Regions from separate parts of the Homo sapiens genome. Here region 1 is linked to region 2. Evidence: chromatin loops called from intact Hi-C (ENCODE). Cell type or tissue: heart left ventricle. All regions are shown on one strand.

Region 1 (8,000 bases), 110 kb before region 2:
AGTCTGGTTTTCTATCTATTTTTGAAAATGGGGTATTGAAATCTCTTACTCTTATTGTGTTACTATTTTCCCTTTAAATTCTGTACATGTTTACTTCATATATTTGGGTGCTCTGTTAGGTAAATATATATTAATAATTGTTATATCTTTCTGAATAATTAACCTTTTAATCATTATATAATGACATTCTTTGTCTCTTGTGACAGTTGTTTACTTAGTCTAATTTTTTCTGATATGAGCACCTCTGTTCTCTCTGGTTACCATTTACATGGAACATCTTTTTTCATCTTTTCCCTTTAGCTCAGGTATGTCCTTAAATCTAAAGTGACTGCCTTGTAGACGGCATATAGTTACCTTTTGTTTTTCATTTATTTAGTCTTTTGATCTGAGAGTTTATTCACAGTTAAAGTAATTACTGATAGGGAAGTACTTATTATTTTCATTTTATCATTTTCTATGTTGTAGTTATCTCTCTTTTTCCCTCTCTTGCTGCCTTCTTGTTAGTTTTGTTCATTTTTTTTTGTAGTGCTATATACTTTGATTTGTTTCTCATTTATCTTTTGTGTACTTTTTTGAGTATTTTCTTTGTGGTTACTATAGAGATGACATAAAACATGTCAGAGTTATAATAATCTATTTTAAGCAGATAATGCCACATATAAAAACTCTACTCTTATATATTCCCTTCTACACTAAGTTACTGATGTTATAAATTATATCTTTAGTATATTTTACATCCATTAAAGTAGTTTTTTTCACCTTTGTCCTTTAAATTCTATACCAGAATTAAAAGTGATTTATGTACCACCATTACAGTATTTATGCACCACCCTATCACAGTATTGTGTATTTGTCTACATATTTACTTTTGCCACTGAGCTTCATGGTGCCGTAAGCTTTTGTGTTACTATCTAATGTTCTTTTGTTTCAACTTAAAGAACTCACTTTAGCATTTCTTGTAAGGCAGGTCTAGTGATGACAAACTCTCTCAGCTTTTGTTAATCTGGGCAAGTCTTTATTTCCCCTTCAGTTTTGAGGACAGTTTTTCAGTATATAGTATTTTTGGTTGACATTTTTTTCCCTTTTTCTCAGTACTTTAAATATATCATCTCACTCTTTTCTAGCCTATAAGGTTTCTGCTAAGAAATCTGCTGATAATCATATGTAAGCTCCCTTGTGTGTGATAAGCTAATTTTTTCTTGCTGCTTTCAAGATTCTATCTCTGTCTTTGACTTTGGACAATTTGATTGTAATGTGTCTCAGTGTAGACCTCTTTAGGTTTACCATATTTAGAGCTCACTGAACTTCTTGAATTTAGATGTTCATATCTTTCCTTAGATTTGGGAAGCTTTCAGCCATTATGCCTTTGAAGAAGCTCTTTGACCCTTTCTCTCTCCCTTTTTCTTTTAGAACTCTCATGATGCACATATTTGTCCACCTGATGGTACAGCATAAGTCCCTTAGGCTTTCTTTATTGTACTTCACTTTTTTTTTTTGCTCTTATGACTTGATAATTTCAAGTGACTTTTCCTCAAGTTCACTGATTCTTCCTTCTGTTTAATCAAGTCTGCTGTTAATCTCCCTCAGTAAAATTTTCAATTCAGTTACTGTAGTCTTCAACTCTTGAATTTCTGTTTGTTTCTTCTTCATAGTTTTTCTTTGTTGATATTCTCATTTTATTCATACATCATTTTCCTAATTATATCCAGCTGTCTATCTGTGCTCTCCTTTAATTCATTGGGCATCTTTAAGATGATTCTTTTGAAACGATTTATCTGATAATTCATATATCTCCATTTTTTAGGGGTAATTTCTGGATATTTAATTTGTTCGTTTGATTGGGCCATATTTTCCTGTTTCTTTGTACTCCTTTTCATGCTTTGTTGGGACTTCAGTATTTGAATTATCTGCCACTTCTCCCAGTCTTTGCAGTCTGGTTTCATACAGGTACAGGTAGTTCGCCAACCAGCCCAGCTAGAGATTCTGGAGATCTCTCAGGCCTTTTCTGAGGATGTGTGCTTTCTGGGTTTTTGTATGTAATCTAATTGCAGAGGTTTGCCAGTTTTACTCAGAAGCTTCCCCAGTGTCTGCATCACTGAAGCCTTTCTGGTGCTTTGTAGCAAGCTGTGGTACTGGAGCTCCCCCTTGTGTTTATGTTTGAGACACGTGCTCAACCAAGTCCTCTTCATCACTTTTGTTTTTTTTGGCCCCCTGACCTGCTGCCTTGTTCCTGTCTGTGCTTAGATTTCGGGAAGACAGAAGCCAGTCCCTTAGGTAACACCCCCTCCAAAAGTCAGAATATTAGACATCCCACTTTACAATCATTTTTCTCTTTCTCTGCTTGAGAAGAACTCTGAGTTGGGAGTTTTCTCCAATGGCACCATGCTATACTAGAGGGGAGGGGCTCTGGTGAATGAGTGGGTTCCATGAATTTTCCTCCTGGGCTTCCAAGCACTTGGCTTTGTCCTTGCCTGGAGTGCAGGAACTTCTTAACTTGTTTCTGTTATTTCTTCCAAAGACAATTGGTCTATACACATTTCTTAAGTCCGTTGGTATCTCCATGGAGGAAGGAGGATCTGGGGCTTTCTATTATGCCATCTTCCTCCTGTCACTTCCAAACAGTTTTTTTCAACATGGCTGTACTGTTTTTCCATCTCTACAAGCAGTGTACAAGAGTTTTAGTTTCTCTACATTTTTTCCAACATCAGTCTTTTTTTTTTTTTTTTTGAGACAGAGGCTTGCTCTGTCGCCCAGGCTGGAGTGCAGTGGTGTGACCTCAGCTCACTGCAACCTCTGCCTCCCAGGTTCAAGCAATTCTCCTGCCTCAGCCTCCCAAGTGGCTGGGATTACAGGTGCGTGCCATCACACCCAGCTAATTTATATATATATTATATATAATATATTATAAAAGAGTACATATATTTTATATATATGTACATATATCTTTTTTTTTTTTTTTTTTGAGACGGAGTTTTGCTCTTGTTGCCCAGGCTGGAGTGCAGTGGTGCGATCTCGGCTCACTGCAACCACTGCCTCCCGGGTTCAAGCGATTTTCCTGCCTCAGTCTCTCGAGTAGCTGGGATTACAGGCATGCACCACTATGCCCGGCTAGTTTTGTATTTTTAGTAGAGACGGGGTTTCTCCATGTTGGTCAGGCTGGTCTTGAACTCCTGACCTCAGGTGATCTGCCCACCTCGGCCTCCCAGGTTCAAGCAATTCTCCTGCCTCAGCCTCCCACATAGCTGGGATTACAGGTGCATACCATCATGCCCAGCCAATTTTTATACTTTTAGTAGAGATGGGATTTTTGCCATGTTGGCCAGGCTGGTCTCAAACTCCTGACCTCAAGGGATCCGCCTGCCTCAGCCTTCCAAAGTGCTGGGATTACAGGCGTAAGCCACAGCACCTAGCTTGAGCTTCTTTTTATATATGTTCTAAGAAGTATGTACATCTCTTTGGGAGGCCGAGATGGGTGGATCACGAGGTCAGGAGATCGAGACCATCCTGGCTAACATAGTGAAACCCTGTCTCTACTGAAAATACAAAAAAATTAGCCGGGCGTGGTGGCAGGCGCCTGTAGTCCCAGCTACTCGGGAGGCTGAGGCAGGAGAATGGTGTGAACCCAGGAGGTGGAGCTTGCAGTGAGCCGGGATAGCGCCACTGCGCTCCAGCCTGGGCAACAGAGGGCGACTCCATCACAAAAAAAAAAAAAAAAAAAAAGAAAAGTATGTACATCTATTTTGGAAAGTGAATGTTCAAGTCAATGTTAGCTTTTACTTATTTGCTTTTACTCCACATTTTTCCAGAATAGAGGAGTGTGCATACAAGTGTGTATGTGGTTGTGTTCAGCTGAGTGGAGTGGGTAGTAGTGAAAAACAGGAAATAAATAAGAAAAGCTGAACTAGGCATCCCACAATGCTCCACTAGTGACATAAGGCAGGTCACCCACATGCTTTGCCCATTTTTAAATTGGGTTGTTTGTCTTCTTACTGAGTTGTATGTTCTGAATGCAAATTCTTTATATGTTCTGAATGCAAATTCTTTGTTAGACATAGGTATTGCAAATATTTTCTCTCAGCTTGAGGCCTGACTTTTCATTTTCTTAAAGATGTCCTTAAAGGAACAAAAGTTTTATTTATTTATTTTTAGACAGTCTCACTCTGTTGACCATACTGGAGTGCAGCAACACAATCTTGGCTTATTGCAGCCTCGACACCCTGGACTCCAGCAATCCCCCTCTACCTCAGCCTCCCTGGTAGCTGGGACTACAGGTGCGTACCACCACAGCTAGCTAATTTTAAAAGTTTTAAATTTTGATAAAGGCCAACATATCAACTTTGTCAATGGTTCGCTTTTTAAGTCCTATCTAAAAAATATTTGCTTATCCTAAAGTTGCTAGCATTTACTCCTATGTTTTCTTCTAGAACTTTTATACTTTTAGCTTTTACATAGAGATCTATGACTCATTTCAAGCTAATGTATGGTGCAAAGTAGGAATTGTTCATTTTCCCCCAAAATTTTTGTAATTAAGTTCTTGAATTAAATTTCCTTATTCTGAAATCCCTAGAGTGATTTCCATTTTCCTGACTGGTGTAACTCAATACAGGCAATGGTATTAGAAAGATAGGTGGTATTCAGATTGCAGAAGGATTTGAATGCCAGGCTAAATTACCACAGCTCTATTTAACTTACATGTATGATATGATGTTGATACTTGACAAATACTTGCTTAGATAAAATCTTGAGAAATAAACAATCTCAGCTTCCTCATCAGTAAAGTACTGATAATAATACATTTTTTGTAGCCTGTAATGAGATTTGATAAATACACATGCATATAAACATAACGCACAATGCTACGCAGTATGTGCACTATACGCTATGCCAGATAATATGCAGCTAATATTGGATTTAATATATTTACTGAGAATATGTTTTATTCTTTCCCCACTAAGCTTTCTGGGCTCCTTCTTTGCCCATTAATGTGCTGGTGACAAACTATACCCTTCCTTTCCCTGGCTATCATCCCACTGTTTCTGTAATATTCTATTTCTTCAGTGTTGTTGGATGTAGGTCGACGCATCAACATTTCATAAAAAGTTCATTCACCATGTGACAGCCTTATCCCTACTGCTTGTACAAGTGTCACCCTGTTACAAAATAGCACAACACTAGAGCCAGAAGAAACTAGAGAACAGGGCTCTGATGGAAACACAAAGTCTGGTTTAAAGGTCAAGCTGCAGAACACAGCAAAGCAGGGAATCCTTTACTTTGCTCTGGGAGGGGTGGGGAAGAGGAAAACAAATAGAAACATACTCTCTTACACCTGCATTTTCAAAAAGAAAGAAGCATTTTAAATAATGTGCCTAAATATATAGTCCTCAGGAAGAGCATAAACACATTATAAGGTAAACAGCTCAATGATAACTGGAGACCAAACACTGACATGAGCATGCTTAGCTCTTATTATGCTGGCATCATTTTACATCAACCTGTTTGACTTCCAGTCTATTTAAGGTTTTTATCATTTCTGACCATTCTGACTATCTGTTTCTCCAGAAAGCACGTGAAGAAGCCTGATTAAAAACCTTAAGGATTGTAAGTAATTTGTTTAGAAGAATCTCTGGTTGCTCATCTTCCAATAAATACTGCATAATTCACCTTTAGTTGGTTTGAAAGCAGGTCATAACTGGTATGTTGGGGGATGGGGAGGAGGGGATGGCTCAAAGTGGTGGTATGAATAAGCTCTGAAAAGGTGACAGACTCACTCTTAGCTACAGAAAAGAGGCTTGATGTTTTGACCCGGAGCCTGGGTTGATGTCCCAACAATAAATTACTGAAATTCACCTAGGACTGGTGTGTTCACATGCCTTCCCGGACAATCTAATGGATTTTATCTAAAGCATATAGTAACAAGAGCAATGGGGCAGTCATGCATTTTATAAGATCATAACCCTACCCATTCCTCTGGCTCACAGAACATAATTTTCAGCTCTTTGTGTTTAGAACAAAAAACAGAATTTGTAATAAATATTTGTCCTTGCAACAAGAATTCCTTGCTATGAGTTTAGGGTGAAAATAAAAGAGATACAAATGAGGTAAGCTGCTCAACAAGGTAAGGATACATGAAAGGGCAAAAGGAATAAGGGGGACTGAGCTGAGCCTGACATTTGTCTTCCATTTTGCCCCTGCAGATGGAAACCACAGCTCATGTAGCAGTCTCTTGTGCTTTCTTCTTGTTTCCTTACTAGGCTGATAAAGCTGAAAGAGACTTAGAGATTATTTACTCAATAATTCTCTCAACCAAATAAGATAATGAATATAAAGCATTCATCCCTATTTCTGGCTCAAAGAAATCCTTAATAAAAAGTAGGCTATTGGTGATCATGATAAAGTTGAAGCTATTTAGTTGTTCATGATTATATTAACCCATCCCATTCACTTCATACGAAGGAGATAGATAAGAAACCCAGCATCTCATGTTGGTTGAATGGGATAATATTTACTATGTCAGTGCTGAGATTGGGTCTTCTAACTCTTTAAACAGTTTGTTTTTTTTTTTAAATGAAAAAATAGAGATGGGGTCTTGCTGTGTTGCCCAGGGTGGTCTGAAACTCCTGGGCTCAAGCAATCCTCCTGCCTCAGCCTCTCGAAGTGCTGGGATTACAGACATGAGCCACTGTGCCTGGCTTAAACAATTCATTTAAACGATTTATTTTCCCTTCTGGAGCAGATTCTCAAACTTCTTTTTAAAAGAGTCACATTCCCTTTTGATAAAATTAAAAATCTTATCCCTCCTGGTGAAGGTTTGACACCTCTATTCTCACACCTTTCAGAAGTACTGTGATTTTTCCTGAATCCTTACCTATCAGGAAGATTTTGTTGAATTCTGGAGTTGGTATTTTAAAAAATAATTTGCATTTTTTGTTTCCCACTTATAAAACCAAGTCATTACTTTATGTGATGTTTTTCTATACACATTCCTCCTAACCCCAATCATTGATTCAAAAGTTTGCAATCCCTAAATGCTTCATCTGGGTTTGGTACCTCTTTAAAAATCTCATGCTACTCTGAAGCAGAATTTTTTTTGGTGGGCGGAAAGAGAGATTTTTAAATGCTACAAAGGTACAGGGAATAATATAGTAAACCAAACTGCGGTGTCTCCATCACTAAGTGTCAATGCTTAATGATATTTAGGTCTCTGTCCAATGTCACTTTCTCAGATAAGCCCTCCTTGATTGCCTGCCCTAATTAATAGTCCCTGGTCATTCTCTAACTCCTTACTTGGCCTCATTTTCATTTTATTTTTGATAATTGAATCCTGACATTATATTCTATATTTCTTATCTTATTCAATAGGATGTAATCTCCATGAAGTCAGGAACTGCCTGCATTGCCCCAAGATTCCCCAGCATAGAAAGGAGGATCTGAATTTTACTAGGCTCTGAATAAATTTTTATTGAATGAATGATGTTTCATTTAAGCCTGCCTTTTTAATTAAGGCAAAACAAAAAACAAATAAAAACCCCCACATTAGCTCCTTTTGTGTCTCACCACTAGTTTCATATCCCCAACACAGCAACCACCACTCTGATTTGATATGAATTCTTCCAGTATCTTTCATGCAAATCAGTGTGTGTGTATGTGTGCAGGTAACAAAAAAATCAATGTACAAGTTACATAATGTTTTGTGTTAGCATTTTTTATACGAAAGAAAGCTTGCTATTTGTGTTATCCTGCAATTTACTTATTTTTCCTTATCTTGTTTTCAGATTTAATTCGTTATGTATTTAATTCTTGTTAACTGCTACAAAAAAAACTAGTCCATCTAAGAATATGCTATAGTTTATTCGTCCTTTCCCCAACAGAGAAACCTTTAGGTTATTTACAATATTTTTCACTATTATAACAATTTTTCCCTGTACATGTGTTGTGTGCTAAATGTTTCTGTTCCCCCAAATTCATATGTTGAAAGCTTAAACCCCAATATAATGATATTA
Region 2 (8,000 bases):
TGTTTAAGTTCCTTGTAGATTCTGGATATTAGATCTTTGTCAGATGGACAGATTGCAAAAATTTTCTCCCATTCTGCAGGTTGCCTGTTCACTCTGATGATAGTTTCTTTTGCTGTGCAGAAGCTCCTTAGTTTAATTAGATCCCATTTGTCAATTTTTGCTTTTGTTGCAATTGCTTTTGGTGATTTTGTCATGAAATCTTTGCCTGTGCCTATATCCTGAGTGGTGGTATTGTCTGGATTTTCTTCTAGGGTTTTTATAGATTTGGGTTTTAGATTTAAGTCTTTAATCTATCTTGAGTTAATTTTTGTTTGGAATATCATTTGCAAATATTAATTTCTGGAGCCTCAGAACCATGCCAACACATTACAACCATAAAACTTCATTTCCTCACTGGAAATACAGAACACTGAATGTCAAGACTTCAACCTTAAATAGGATTCTAATTAAGGCAAAAGACAGTTACATATTTGGGTTGCTGAGCAACTGATAGAGCATCTTTCTAAATATGAAGTATATTCTATATGAAATTTTACAACAATAATTTATATGTGAATAATATTAACTAAAGGATACATTTAGAGAGCAGAGAAAAGCCTGGCTGATTTTTCCCAGTGTAATGATAGAACAATTATATAAAATGTGAAAAGACTGGAATCATGTTAATACTCTTACCTTCAGATAGTCCAAATCTTAACAAGGTCACTCAATAATTCTTAAAATAATACAAAATGTCTTCTGAAAAGACATGCAATCTAGTAAATCTGGTTTATTTCTAAAAGGATGAGACTTTACTAATAATATCTGAAAAATTCAAGTTCTCACATTCCTTATCAAAAAAGAATATGGAGTAACATACTAACCTGAGTTGTCTTTATATAAAACTTTAGTATACTTGGGTTTATTTTTATATACCTTGTCCTTAGCCTTCAGAATTTCTATCTGAGTACACAGGAATTTCAAGACAAACTTGTTAGGGATAATTAGATAAAGAGTTAATTGGGGAGCCAGGTGTGGTAGCTTATGCCTGTAATGCACCCAGCACTTTGGGAGGCTGAGGTAGGAGGATCACTTGAGTCCAGAAGTTGGAGGCTGCTGTGAGCCATGATCATGCCACTGCACTCAAACCTGGGTGAAGAGTGAGATCCCATCTCTACAAAATAACAATAATAATGAAAAACAAAAATTAAAAAAGAGTTAACCAGGGAATGGGGAAAAAAAAGGAATAAAACAGAATGTTGAACAGTACTGCTTCTTTCTGGGGCAGGCTTGGGAGACATAAAGGAGGTGGCCACACAGTCAGCTGGGCCTTGCTCCCACTGCTGTTAGCGGGAGAGAGGAGAGGCACTACAGACTGAGCAAAAGCAGCAGAGGCAGTGTCATAGTGTCCTCTACCTTTAACCCTCAGTGAAGCTTTCCTGGATATGACAAGGCTTTCTAACCCTGGCCCTCCCTGATGGGTAAGGGGCACTTAGAAATACTGTACTTACTTCAAAGAATGGGCTGGACACAGTCATGAGCCATTCTCCTCCCCCTTTCATGCTAGGGACAACTGTGAAGTTGGCCATCCTAGACGGAGAGGATATCTGCTGCTTCCTGGGGAAAAGAGTTGGGATTTGGCGGCATGTCAAGGGCTGGTGCAGAAGAGGGCAACTGAGGTCTAATAACAATGACAGGACAGCCTCTTCCTTGTGCTCAGGAGCCAAGGGAGGCACCCGAGAGCAGAGCAGCAGGTGACCAAAGGCAGTGGTATCACTTCTCCTCCCCAGGATCCACAGGAGAGGACGGGAAAACAATGCTCTCGGGAGTCGCTCATCCTCCCTTGGGGTGTCAAGAACCGTCTTGGTGGATGCATTGGTTTCCTATCACTGCTATGAGAGATTGCCACAACTCAGGCCTGAAAACAACACAAAATTATCTTACAGTTTTAGAGATCAGAAACATGAAATAGATTTGCTGGGCTAAAATCAAGGTGTTGGCATGGCTGCGTTCCTTTGAGAATTCTAAGGGAGAACCTATGTCCTTGGCTTTTCCGGCTTCTAGAAATGGCCCACATTTCTTGGCTTGTAGCCACCTCATTCGGACTCTGCTTCCTTCATCATCTCTTTTTCTCTCTGTGACCCTCATGCTTCCCTTTTATACGGATCCTTATAATTACACTGGATGACCCAGAATAATCTCCTCATCTCAAGATCTCAACTTAATCACATCTGGGAAGTCCCTTTTGACATGTAAGGTAATGTATTCACAGGTTCTGGACATTTTTGGCAGCAATTATTCTGCCTCCCATAGTGAAAGTAGCAGCGAGAGACATTTCTGGAGTAGGCCTCCAGGGGCATGCAACTACAGCCAGGTCTTCCCTGATCATAGTGAAGGCCCCCGGCATGGCCAGCTGTTTATATGGCCTTGTTTATGCAGCCTGGAGAACGAAGATAGTTTATCATTTCCCTAAGGTCTTCACGCAGCTTGAATAGATTGTCTTCAGCTAGGAACTGATTTTGATACATGTTAAAGCCATGATTTCTCAAAGATGATAAGGAGGGTTATCTCCTTTTTCCCCTCACTCTACCTTCATCTTCCCACCTCCAAACAAGAAAAGAAAATCTCAGTGCACTGTTAGGCTTTCAGTCATGAGAGAGATCTTGGGGAGAGAATTCTAAGTAAGATGGTGACACCTACTCATCGGAAAACACTGCCCAGGAAGGATGGGGGACCTGGTACATTGTGGCATGAAACAAAGTTGCGTTTGTGGGTGTTGTTGACATAACAGTGATAATTTGCCACCTAGGACATAAAAATAGCCTCCACCAACATCTGAGAATATACAGCTTTCCAAATAATTACCCACTTCAACTTAACTCCCTCTAGACCTTCACAGGCTACCCAGAAACATGCATGCTTCCAGTCCCTCCAAGAGAACTGCTCGTGGAAGGAATAAAAACAAGAGCAGCAGATTAACCATGTTTGGAGTGGAAATCCAAGGTCATGCCTGCTTCAAAACAGCTCAGCCAAATCCTGCAAGAGTTTAAAGAGGGTAAAGTGTAGAAAGCTGCAGCCAGATCTCTCCACATTAAAAGTTACTAGTTTGTCTTGAAGGCAAAGGCCCAAAGGATATGACAGAAGGGGTGCTCAAAGTCCCAGCCCATCTGTGTGCCTATCTGACCATGAGCACAGGTTGAAGGTGATAGTAAAATGATCACGAAGGTTATTTATGATAAATATTGATTGTGGGGCTGCTGTGCATGTGTGTGCACGCACACACACACAACACACACACACACACACCACTGCCTATTTAAGCAGCCCTAACAAACCAAAGCCAGGGGCTAATATTGAACAGTGACCTTATTGTGGTGGCTCTCTACACAACAAAAACCACATTTAAAATGCATCAAGACCAAAAGTAAGATCTGAAGAATGAGGAAACCTAGGCTATAACAAAATGAAAAAAGGTTTTACACATTCCCTGAGCACAGGCAGCACTGAAGGATGAAATGATTTGCTTGCTAGGCTCACTAGAGTAAAAGGCAGGAAGCATTTTCCACCCAAGTTGCTACGCCTCTGGTGTTCCCTGGACCATCTGGATAGAAGTTTATGTTCAATCTATAAGTCTTTTTTTAATTTTTAATTTTTATGGGTACACAGTATAATAGGTACCTATATTTATGAGGTACATGAGGTATTTTGATACAAGCATACAATGCTTAATAATAATCATATCAGGGTAAACAGGTATTTATAACTTCAGCATTTAACATTTCTATGTGTTACAAACATTCCAGTTATACTATTTTATTAATTTTTAAATGTCTGATAAATTATTGACTGTGATAACCCTGTTGTGCTATCAATTACTAGAACTTATTCATTCTATCTAATTATATTTTTTGTACCCATTAACCATCCCCACTCCAACCCTACTACTCTTTCCAGCCTCTGGTAACCATCATTCTACTCTCTATCTATGATAAAGGGCAGGTGAACCCCAAATTTGGAACTCAGCCCAGGAATGTTCTTGGCTTTGCTCAGGAAAAAATTCAAGGGCAAGCCAGTGGTGTTAGCAGCTTTTGTTGAAATGGCAATGTACAGCAGCAGCAGAGGTACGGCTCAGAGCAGAGCAGGGCTACCCCATAGGCAGTGTGCCCAGAGTAGCAGCTCAGAGGCAGTGCTGCAGTCATATTTATAACCACTTTTAGTTATATACAAACTAAGGTGTAGATTATGCAGAAATTTCTAGGAAATGGGTGGTAACTTCTGGGTCATCAGGTCATTGCCATAGAAAGCGGCAGTAAATTCTAGGTGTTGCCATTCTAGGGAATGGTAAACTGACATGGCACAATGGTGGACGTGTCTTATGGAAAGCTGCTTCCGCCCCATCCCTGTTTTAGCTAATCCTCAATTTGGTCTGGTGTCTGAACCCTGCCTCTGGAGTTGTGTCCCGCCTCCTATCTCATCTCCATGAGTTCAGTTGTTTTTATTTTTAGCTTCCACAAATGAGTGAGAACATGAGAAGTTTGTCTTTTGGTGCCCCACTTATTTCACTTAATGTAATGCTCTCCAGTTCCATCCATATTGTTGCAAATGACAGGATATCATCTTTTTTTATGGCTGAATAGTACTCCATTGTGTATATGTACCACATTTTCTTTGTCCATTTGTTTGTTGATGAACACTTAGGTTGCTTCCAAATCTTAGCTACTGTAAACAGTGCTGCAAGAAACATGGGATTCAGATATCTCTTTCATATACTGATTTCCTTTTTTGGGGGGGTATATACCTAGCAATGGGATTGCTGGATCATATGGGAGTTCTATTTTTAGTTTTTTGAGGACCCGCCATACAGTTCTCCATAGTGGCTATACTAATTACATTTCCAGCAACACTGTATGAGGCTGCCCTTTTTCCCCATCCTCATCAGTATTTGCTATTGCTTGTCTTTTGGATAGAAACCATTTTAACTTGGGTGAGATGATATCTCATAGTAGTTTTGATTTGCGTTTTTCTGACAATAAATGATGTTGAGCATTTTATCATATACCTGTGTGCCATTTGTATGTCTTCTTTTAAGAAATGTCTACTCAGATTTTTTAGCCCATTTTTAATTGGATTGTTAGATTTTTTTCCTATTTAGTTGTTTGAGCTCCTTGTACATTGTTTATTAATCCCTTCTACAAGTCGTTACTGAATGTCAGCACTACTAAATGTTAAGAGGTGGCATGATAGAGTAGAAAGAAAATTTGATTTGGAATAGTTAACACTGGTTTAAAGTCTTGGCTTTCCCACTTCATAGCTGTGTGACTTGGGCATTTAACCTGCAGCTTCTTCACCTCTGTGCTAGAATCATAACTGCTCTGGCTACTTCAAAGGGTTGACAAGAGAATAAAATATAGATGTAAATGTGCTTTCTTATCCTGTTAAACGTTACGAAAATTATCTGTTACCATTAGAGAAGCAAGGTAAAAAATTTTGGTTTCTAGCTTATGATCTAGTTAGGGAAAAAATTTGTACAAGAAATATTCAAAGAGCAAAACTATTTAGCAAAGTGTTGGAGAGTCCTGTAGTCCAGGTTTCCTAATGCCATGTGGCAAATGTTCATTGTGTGGTACAGACCAAGTATAAAAGTGAGAAAAGCAGTCATCAGGAAAAACTTCACAGGAGAGAAGAATGTGAGCTGGAAGTAATGAGGCAGAAAGGAACTAGGAGAACATTCCAGAATGTGAGAGATTCATGAGCCAATACATACAGTGTGAAGTAAATTTGTGTGGTTTCTCTGCTTCCAGGAAACTCTCTCATATTTCAGACCCATTGAAGAATTCTGTCCTACAAACCACAAGGGGGAACAATATAGTAACTTCTTTTCCAGTAGAAAAATACCTCTTGACACAGCAATTCCACTTTTAGGAACTGAGACTACAGATGGAAGTGAGTGTGTGTATATACACATATGTGAAATAATGTATACAGGTGATTACTGCAGCCCAGTTTGTATATGTGAGAAAACTATAATTTATAATCTAGAAATAATAATCTAAGATGCCATCAGTAGGAGATTGGCTAGGAAATTGTGGTATACATACTATCAAATATTTTACAGATTTTATAAAGCGTAAAATATATAAAGGTATTGGCTAGGTGCGGTGGCTCATGCCTGTAATCCCAGCACTTTGGGAGGCCAAGGCGGGTGGATCATGAGGTCAGGAGTTCGAGACCAGCCTGGCCAACATGGTGAAACCCCATCTCTACTAAAAATACAAAAAATTAGCTGGGCTTGGTGGCATATGCCTGTGTCATTCATCCCAAAGAAGGAATCAACTCTGCTGATGAGCAAATCCAACACTTAAAAGACAAAGCTCTACGAATATTCTTGGTTTTGACCCTTAATCCCAGCTACTCAGGAGGCTAAGGCAGGAGAATCGCTTGAACTCGGAAGGTGGAGGTTGCAGTGAGCCAAGATTGCGCCACTGCACTCCAGCCTGTGTGTGTATATATACACACACATATATGTGTGTATAAAAAGATACTAGCTGCATATGCAAGGATAGTGAATAATTATCTCAATTTATTAAGTGAAAAAAGCAAAGTCTAGAAGTATGCTATATTTATGTAAAAAGAAAATAAAAGAGTCCATACAGAGTGCTTGACAATGCATAGACAACAGTACAAAAATAGTCACTAGTCACAGATTAGGATAGAGGAATGAGAGGGAGACATACCTTTCACTGTATATACTTTTGAATTCCATATCATACTCATGTATGACCTATCCAAAAATTACTTTAAATGTATTAGCTGGTGGCCCAATGCTTTCACAGACTCCAGATAAATTTGCACACTGACTTCAATTTAGGATGCCCCAATAAATAACGTTCTCTGAATATCCTTTAACTGAAATTGCTTCAGTTAGGTAACGCAAAATACAGCTGCCCAGCATAGAGTTCAGTCCAGTTGCCCGCAGATTTTACTGAGTGGCTGGGTCATGTTATTGACCATATTGTGTTCCCCAAAAGTTCATTTATTGAAAGCCAAACACTCAATGTCACTGTACATGAAGACAGGGCCTCTAAGGAGGCAATCAAGATTAAATAAAGTCATAAGGGTGAGGCCCTAATCCAAAAGGACTGGTGGCCTTCTAAGAAGAGGAAGATACATCAGGTGTGCCACACACAGAGGCAAGGCCACATGAGGCCACAGTGGGAAAGTGGTCATCTACAAGCCAGGAACAGGAAGCCAACTCTGCTGGAAACTTGATCTTGGATCTCCAGCCTCTAAAGCTGTGAGAAAATAAGTGTCTGTTGTTTAGGCTACCCAGACTGTGGCATTTTGTCATGGCAGCCTGAGAAGATTAATACCATTACCATCAAGGACTCTTGTGGAGAAGCACAGTCCTCCAGCCAGAGATAAGCTGAGCTAAAGTGGGAGCTATGCTGCTTGGCCTGCAGAGGAGCACCACTGTAACACAAGAACATGCCACTAATTCAAAGTGACAGAGTGGGCATGAGGAGTCCAGGGTCCTAGTTCCTGCAAAGCCATTCCTGACTGCAACCTGCACCATCATGTGAACTCTGCAGGATCTGTCTCAAATCCTTTCAGCTTCCTTAGTTCCTTCCAGCTCATTGGGTCCAGGATCTATAACATGCAAACAGCAAAATATGTCACTACCAAGAGTCAAGTTAGCTTCCAAAAATAGTGAGCTTCATATTTGTGGAATAAAAACAGCAGCCTGTAACCTAGGAGTTCCCAATCAGTGAGACTAAATCTACTTTAGATCTCAAAGCCTCACGAAGCAGGCTGCTGCTGCTGCTGCTGCTGACACAGAATCTTCCTCACACTCTGAGTTTTGCTGAGATTCTCAAAGTAGGGAAGGTGGAACATGGTCTCCTCTGATAATTTATTACTCTGAAAATCCACATTTTAGAAACCCTGGCACTCCAAAAAAGCAGTGAAGAGGTATCCCATCTCACAAGCAGACAAAACTATGACAACTCCTGTTGTTATTAAAG

What was found. Hi-C counts contacts between places; a loop is a spot of excess contacts. Peaks named below come from ENCODE experiments on the same cell type or tissue, not always from the same donor. Only the 100,000 strongest peaks of a DNase experiment are listed, where the experiment ranks them.
Region 1: it touches region 2 in a loop (7-fold over the local background); 6 of 110 quality-filtered maps call a loop at or near these places.

What each region holds. Positions count from the first base shown.
Region 1 is chr4:140,882,492-140,890,491 of GRCh38, forward strand. The region is part of intron 6 of RNF150 (ring finger protein 150); the gene reads right to left. Among named protein-coding and RNA genes, the nearest start is that of TBC1D9, 130 kb to the left of the region's middle. RefSeq lists a silencer at 2,004-2,298. In heart left ventricle, a CTCF peak has its summit at 2,146 (motif pointing left); no DNase peak of the experiment used is centred here; H3K27ac peaks cover 2,039 bases.
Region 2 is chr4:140,991,215-140,999,214 of GRCh38, forward strand. All of the region lies in intron 1 of RNF150 (ring finger protein 150), which reads right to left. Among named protein-coding and RNA genes, the nearest start is that of RNF150, 140 kb to the right of the region's middle. In heart left ventricle, a CTCF peak has its summit at 5,834 (motif pointing right); no DNase peak of the experiment used is centred here; H3K27ac peaks cover 3,320 bases.